Linked DNA regions of Homo sapiens: region 1 is linked to region 2. Evidence: chromatin contacts called from ENCODE Hi-C or POLR2A ChIA-PET data. All regions are on one chromosome and are shown on one strand. Each heading gives the region's core, a stretch centred on a gene start or an enhancer-like site at or near the end of the contact. The rest is flanking DNA. Distances are from core to core; before and after follow the strand shown. Region 1 holds the start of GPATCH2L (G-patch domain containing 2 like). Region 2 holds the start of ALDH6A1 (aldehyde dehydrogenase 6 family member A1).

The links. Hi-C counts contacts between places; a loop is a spot of excess contacts on that map. ChIA-PET counts read pairs that join two places held with the same protein, here RNA polymerase II (POLR2A). Pooled maps may share reads with other maps.
Region 1: a loop to region 2 is called in a map of CD8-positive, alpha-beta T cell, with 6 times the contacts of the local background. The contact joins the promoter of GPATCH2L here to the promoter of ALDH6A1 in region 2. A Hi-C loop is called at or near these places in 1 of 168 maps with a recorded cell type or tissue (CD8-positive, alpha-beta T cell), 1 of 37 single-sample maps with no recorded cell type and 6 of 50 pooled maps. POLR2A ChIA-PET finds 5 or more read pairs at or near these places in 1 of 52 experiments (activated B cell).

Annotation. Positions count from the first base shown.
Region 1 is chr14:76,149,884-76,153,415 of GRCh38, reverse strand. GPATCH2L (G-patch domain containing 2 like) reads right to left here and starts at 1,494. Exons shown (of 10, transcript NM_017926.4): 1 at 1,425-1,494.
Region 2 is chr14:74,082,289-74,085,702 of GRCh38, reverse strand. It overlaps ALDH6A1 (aldehyde dehydrogenase 6 family member A1), which reads left to right and starts at 1,250. Exons shown (of 12, transcript NM_005589.4): 1 at 1,250-1,356. The coding sequence starts at 1,309. LIN52 (lin-52 DREAM MuvB core complex component) reads right to left here and starts at 747. Exons shown (of 6, transcript NM_001024674.3): 1 at 710-747. The coding sequence starts at 728. It also overlaps a transcript of BBOF1 not described here. RefSeq lists an enhancer at 659-838.

The DNA.
Region 1 (3,532 bases), core at 245-2,744, 2.1 Mb before region 2:
GTCACTTCAGAGACAAACATTTCAAGAAATGACAGTAGTAGGAGCAATCTTCAAAATTCCCCCTTAAGGGGAAATATTTAATTTGTACAGCATCTAATTAAATACATATTAAATTTTTAGCACTTTTCTCTTGCCTCTATGCCCAAAGTATTTCAAGATCAGCTTAAAATTCTAAGTGGTGCCACTCTCTGACCATATTCCCATTCATTCAGTTTTCACTTTGCAAAGGGCTTTCTAAAACCTATTTTCATGCTGTGCCTATGCCAATGAACTTAAAGACAGGAAAACAGTCCTCTGGCTTATCTGCCACACCTGTAGGAGCAATAGTGACACCTACTTCCAAAACTACCATACAAACGAAGCTTCTCAAAGTGTCCAAAAGCACATACATTTAAACAAGACCAAGTTCTTTTAAGCATTAAGAAGTGGTTTATCAACACCTGTGAAAAGAAGGGGAAAAAATGGGAAAAAAAAAAGTGGATTAAAATGCCATGATTGAGGTTTGGGAGACAACTGTCCCTAAGACCAAAATAAAGAAACAAGTGGGAACAGCATGTCAAAATCTACTTCCCTAATAAAGAATTACTGCTTTAAAAACTCAGGCAACAAAAATACAAAAAACAAAAACAAAAGAACAAATAAAAACCTCAGGCAGAACAGCACAAACTTGAACATGGAACGAAGTCATCAAACAACTTGCAGTCGAATGCCTGTGCAGAATCCTTTCCTGCCTCAAAGCCTGTAATTCCAACAGTAGTGACAAAAGAACCCTAGAACTCCCCATCTCCAGTCGCGGATGCACACTCTCGAGAGGACCCGGCGGCCAGGCACGCACCCGGGCAGAGATGAGGCTGAGTCACGCACAGGAAGGAACGGGTAGCTGGTGGACAGCAAGTAAGAAGAGAGACAGGAGCAGGGTGGAAGTGAGGGGCGGAGTAGGAGGTGGGAGAGGCAGGAGGCAACTGCTCATTTGGGCTCACGAGGGGCGGGGATCGGCTCTTCTAGGGCAGAAACTGCCAAAATGCAAGTCTTGGCGACTGAGCTCCCTCCGGGATCGGGGGTCGCAACATGGCCACATATATGACAAAAACTGTGTTTCGAAGGACTCTCCACCACGCCCCGGCCCGTCCCTGAGGGCTGGGGCGACCATGGCTCGGGACACCAAGCCCTCAGGCTGCAGCCCGCCCCAGAGAGGCAGAAAGAAGAAAGGGGAAGAGGGGGCTGTGGCCCCGGAGACGGCCCGACCCACATCCCCAGGGATGGGGACAAGGGCCCTGAAAAGCAAGGCCCCACCACCCTCACCCTCCGGCCGTCTGCCGCAGCCCCAAGACGCCCTTAGCCGCTCAGCCGCGGCTTGGCGCTCCGATCCCCTCTGGTACTAGCCCCCAGGACCCCAACACTCTCAACCCATTCCTCCCCCTCACCAGCTGCCGCAGCCACCTCCAACGGCCGCCGCTTTTTGGGCCGACTCTCACCGCCGGGGCTTCCCTCTCTGACCTCATTTCCGGTCTGGGCCGGAGGGGTGGGGCGGTGGCGAGTGGGAGGGGCTGGCTGCACGATTGGGCCCCTGACCCAGTGCTTCCGCCCGTGGCCACACCCACTTCCGCCCCGCGGTGGGCGGAGCCACAGGAAGCCAGGAGATGGGGCAGGGGACAAGGAGGGGTGTTGAATAGGGTCTGGCCGGGAAAGGGCGTCTCAGGGGTTGAGGTGCCCCACGTGGGGAAAGACCCCTGCATGCTGGCCTCATCTTCCTTAGGGGCTTCCAGAAATTGGGCGCTAGGCAGGGATGTCAGCTTATCTCTTGCTTTCTGACCTTTTTAATGGGTCTGTGAAGTTGAGGGGAAATGGATCTTAATGACGTCTACCCTGTGAGCTGGTACAACCTTTGGAAGAGGTTGTTTTGCACTGAGTTACTCAGAACATTTCAAATTGCCTTGAGCAATAAAACAAGTGATATTGGATTATAACTCAAAGTACAAAAGAAATATTCATGAGCCCATGCCGATATAAGTGATTGAATAAATTAACGAATGAGGAAGAAGAGATAAATCCCCCACAGAAGAATCTCAAATAACTTATGTAGACAGCCATCCTGCAGCATAACTTCTGCCTCCTTAAATGTGGGCTGTGCATAGTGACTTCCTTCCCAAAAGTACAACATCTGTAAAGGGGAAAATGAGTGATTTTACAGGGGAGAAACCTGGCAAACAGTAATTCAGCCAGGTGATCAAGACTATGTGCTAAATCATGTTGATAGTATGTGGAATGATATATGATGAGAATGGCACTTTATGGTACTTTCCTTCCAAATCTCATAACCCAGTCTAATTATAAGAAAAAAAAATCAGACAAACCCGAATTGAGGGACATTCTGCAGAGTGCATGACCAGTATTCTTCAAAATTGTTAAGATCAGCAAAGGCAAGGGAAGTCTAAGAAACTCAGAGCCAAGAGGAGCCTAAGGAGGCATGACAATGTAATATGGTGTCCTGGGTGTGACGCTGCAATTGAAAAAAGAACATTAGGTAAAAACTAAGGAAATCTGGATAAAGTATCAACTTTAGTTAATCATAATGTATCGGGCCGGGTGAGGTGGCTCACGCCTGTAATCCCAGCACTTTGGGAGGCCGAGGCAGGCGGATCACCTGAGGTTGGGGGATTGAGACCATCCTGGCTAACAGGGTGAAAACCTGTCTCTGCTAAAAATACAAAAATTACATGGGCATGGTGGCACGTGCCTGTAATCCCAGCTACTCGGGAGGCTGAGGCAGGAGAATCACTTGCACCTGGGAGGCGGAGGTTGCAGTGAGCCAAGATCGCACCATTGCACTCCAGCCTGGTCTACAAGAGTGAAACTCCGTCTCAAAATAATAATAATAATAATAACGTATCAATATTGGTTGCAATTGTGAGATGTGTTATACTTCTGTAAGAGTGAATAGCCTGGTGTGGTGGCTCACACCTGTAATTCCAGCACTTTGGGAGGTTGAGGTGGGCGGATCACCTGAGGTCAGGATTTCGAGATCAGCCTGGCCAACATGGTGAAACCCCGTCTCTACTAAAAATACAAAAAATTAGCCAGGTGTGGTGGCACATGCCTGTAGTCCCAGTCCCTACTCAGGAGGCTAAGGCAAGAGCATCGCCTGAGCCCAGGAGGCGGAGGTTGCAGTGAGCAGAGATCGAGCCACTGCACTCCAGCCTGGGCGACAGAGTGAGACTCAGCCGTCACAAAAAAAAAAAAAAAAAGTGAATAATAGGAGAAAGTGTGAATTACACAGAAACTGTAACAATCTTCATAATTTTTATCTAAACCCAAAATTATCCTAAAATAAAAAAGTTTATTTAAAAATATGCACATACCTTGGACCCTGAAATTTTGCCCCAAAGAATTGTATTCTAAGGAAAAATTGGAAATGGGCGCAAAAATGTTAAATATAGGTAAATCATCTCTGCAGCATTTCTGAGGGAGAGATGAGGAAACTAGAAAAAGCCAGAAGTTCTACAACAGGGGTTAGTTAACTAAATTATGGTAC
Region 2 (3,414 bases), core at 1-2,500:
ACTTGAAATGACTTGCATTTTACACAATATATAAACAGAAATCGTTAATTCACTCAGCCTTAAGAAACAACACGTAAAGCAGATGGAAGACAGGTTGCGACCTGTGCAAGACGACACTTAAAAGCTCAATACTGATTCTCCTCGCGACTCTCAGGGCGAGGGGCCGAGAACGTCCCCCGCTTCTCTTGCTGCCACGGCAATGGTCCCAAACTGAGGAGACAGGAGAGAGATCATGTTTCTCTTGCGGTTCAGTATCGAGATGAGGTCAGCCAGCAGCCCTGCGAGGGTTTGTGAGAATCATTCCATCCGTGCGCTCAATCAGAAGAGAACTGATCCTTTCAATGGGTACCCCAAGGAAAAAACTACAGTAAGCCACGTCCTCCAGAAACATCTCCTCCTCGACCCTCAGCCTCGCCCAAATAGAGATAAGGAAGGCACAGGGCGACCCCCCTGTCCTTTTACCCAGAATGAGTCCCTCCCTAGTGCCCTCCTCCACACGCCTGGTACAGAGCGGGGAAACTGGGCACCTCCGGAGCTGCTGTGAAGAACCGGTGAGCTGAAGACGGCGATGGATCTCAAGAAAAAAAATAAAAGGGAAAGGAGAAGAGCCCAAGAAAGAAATGTATGTTCGAGGGGCAGAGACAGAGTGGATGTTCCCAGTAGAGCAAAGAAGGAGGCTGCAGGCAAAGATCTCTAAGCCGGCTCTTACCGTCTGTGGGAGACGCCATCTTCCAACCCATGTCACGTGACGTGGCCAACCGTCGGCGGGAAAACGAGGTTCCATAAGCCACGCCCCCAAAGAGAAACCCTATCCCCAACTCGCAGCCCAGTCTCATTCCCTCGCCTCATAGGGCAATCTTTGCCTAGCCCCGCCCCTAAGTATAGCCACGCCCCTTACGCGGATGTTGAGGTGGAGCGACTGCAAAATTCTTGAAGGGTCTTATTTACTTTTTTCAGTGGGGGGGTGGGGCCTCGGTTCCGCCCTTGGCCAATCGGAGTTCCAGGTTAGGGGGGCGTCTTCCCCGTGTGCTCGGTAGGGAGTGTCCAAGTCAGGGGCGTCTTCTCTACCTCCGCCTACGTCATTGGCTGAGGTGGCAGAGGGCGAGAGCATTTTCGCTCCTAACCAATCACTTATCCCCAGGACGGGGGTGTGAGGAGAGGAATCAGGTGTTCGGACCAGTGATTGGCTGGAGAAAATAGTCCTCCCCACCAATGAGGAAGCCTGGCAGGATGGAGGGCGAGGCCTGGCAGCTGTAGTGCTTCTGGGCAGTAGAGGCGCGGGGTGCGGAGCTAGGGCGGCCGAGAGCCATGGCGGCGCTATTGGCGGCGGCGGCAGTGCGAGCCCGGATCCTGCAGGCGAGTGAGGGTGGTGCCAAGGCACCATGAAGCTAGGAATTGGATCCTTTCCGTCCGCTCCCTGAGCCATCCTCGGGCGGGACCACCTTCTTGGCCCAACCCCTTTTTGGCCAGACCTCCTACCCGACCTGTGCGGCCCTGTCCCATGCCCAGCCCTCACTTCATAACCTCCCTGGTCCCGGATCCAACCCTGGGCTGTTACCCTTGGCCCTCTACCCTTTTACTCCTAAGCCTCCTCTTTTCTGGCTCTCGCCCACTCTCCTTCTCCAGCTCTGCCCGCTCCCTGCTGTCACTCTCTTGCCCTCATCTCTCCATCCGCCCACCGTCTTTCCTTTTTACCTCTGCACCAGCCTTCTCTCTCTCCCCCAGAAACTACTCTTTTTGGTTACTCTGTCCCCTGCCGTGAGCGTCCACTTTGCCATTGCTCCCTTCCCCCACCCTACTTCACTATCCGTGGTGATCTGAGGTAAGGGGGAGGGGGGACGCGAGGGGCGAGGGTCAGTGTATGAACTTTGAATTTCCTTCTAGAGGTGGACTCTAGATTTTCACCAAAGGCAGCCATTTGCTAAGCTATTTTCCCTAAGTGTGGCTCTTTGTATTTTCCATGGACTGGCTGTCCCCTTTCTTGCCAAAACTTTGAGTTAAACTTTTTCTCAGCTAAGTTACAGTTTACATAGATAGGGCACATCTACATAGATAGGGTAGATAAGGGCACACAGTTAAAGCTACCAGTATGTTCCATGTATGTTCAAGGTACCAAACATCTTTAAAACGGGTGATAGAAAGTGGGAGCCAGGTAAGACAAGAAGTCTAAGTTCCCACCCCAAAATCAGCTCTTCTAGTGCTACACACCCTCATCTCTGCACTTGGGGGATTGAGTCCTCTCTGAAGCCAACCTAAGGAGAAATGGTAAAGCTACAGGAGTTGCATGCCTGAGGCCTGTAATCTCCAACTCTGTTTATAGTCTTTCCCCTGTTCATGGCCTACCAAGGATTTAGAGTATGTGGCAAGATTTACCGCAGGCAAGAAACAGTCTGCAAGAAACAACAGTGCCGTTCTTATTCATTACATCCAGTCTGAGAATTTCCTCTATATTGCTGAGCTTTTAGGTAATATTAGTATTCACCAGGTTTCCGTGAGTTCTAGTAAAGAAACTTGGGCAGTTTTAAGATTCTTGGCAGAGTCAGCAAAGATTCATTTTTAAATATGCTATTTAATGGGGAAGGTAGAAAGGATGAGTTTGAAGGGTTTGGCAGATGGTCTGGCCTCACTCATATTTCTTGCTGCGATCCTTGTTCTGTTCTAGTATCTTTTTTTAGTAGCAGGAAAACAAAGTTTCCACCCTATATTTTTCTTACCAACTTCTTGAAATCTTTTACTGAAATTGGCTTTTTTCCTTTGCCTCCTCTTCCCCTCCCATCACAATGAGTCATTGAGAACCTTAAGAAAGTATTTTGTCCTTTTCCATCAAGGAGAAGAATCTCTCTTTCCATGTACTTTTATTTCAGAAACAGACACTATGTATTTTCTGATTCATTTGGAGAAACTTCTGAAGTGACCTGGAAAAGAACAGATAGAGTAATCCTCAGCCAACTAGGAGTTGTAACGTGAATCTTTGATTAAAAGTTCGATAAAAAGTAGCCTACGGGCCAGGCGCTGTAGCTCCTGCCTGTAATCCCTGCACTTTGGGAGGCCAAGGTGGGTGGATCACCTGAGGTCAGGAGTTCGAGACCAGCCTGACCAACATGGTAAAACCCCTTCTCTACTAAAAATACAAAAATTAGCCGGGTGTGGTGGCGGGCGACTGTAATCCCAGCTACTCAGGAAGTTGAGGCAGGAGAATCGCTTGAACCCGGAAGACGGAGGTTGCAGTGAGCTGAGATCGTGCCATTGCACTCCAGCCTGGGCGACAGAGCAAGACTCCATCAAAAAAAAAAAAAAAAAAAAAAAAAACCTCGATTTTGGCAGCCATGAATATTAGAGAACTATCAAAAGGATTTATAGAGGAGAAAGTTAATGTTTTCAATTATTTTAAGTATTCAGCTTATTTTTCTCTGC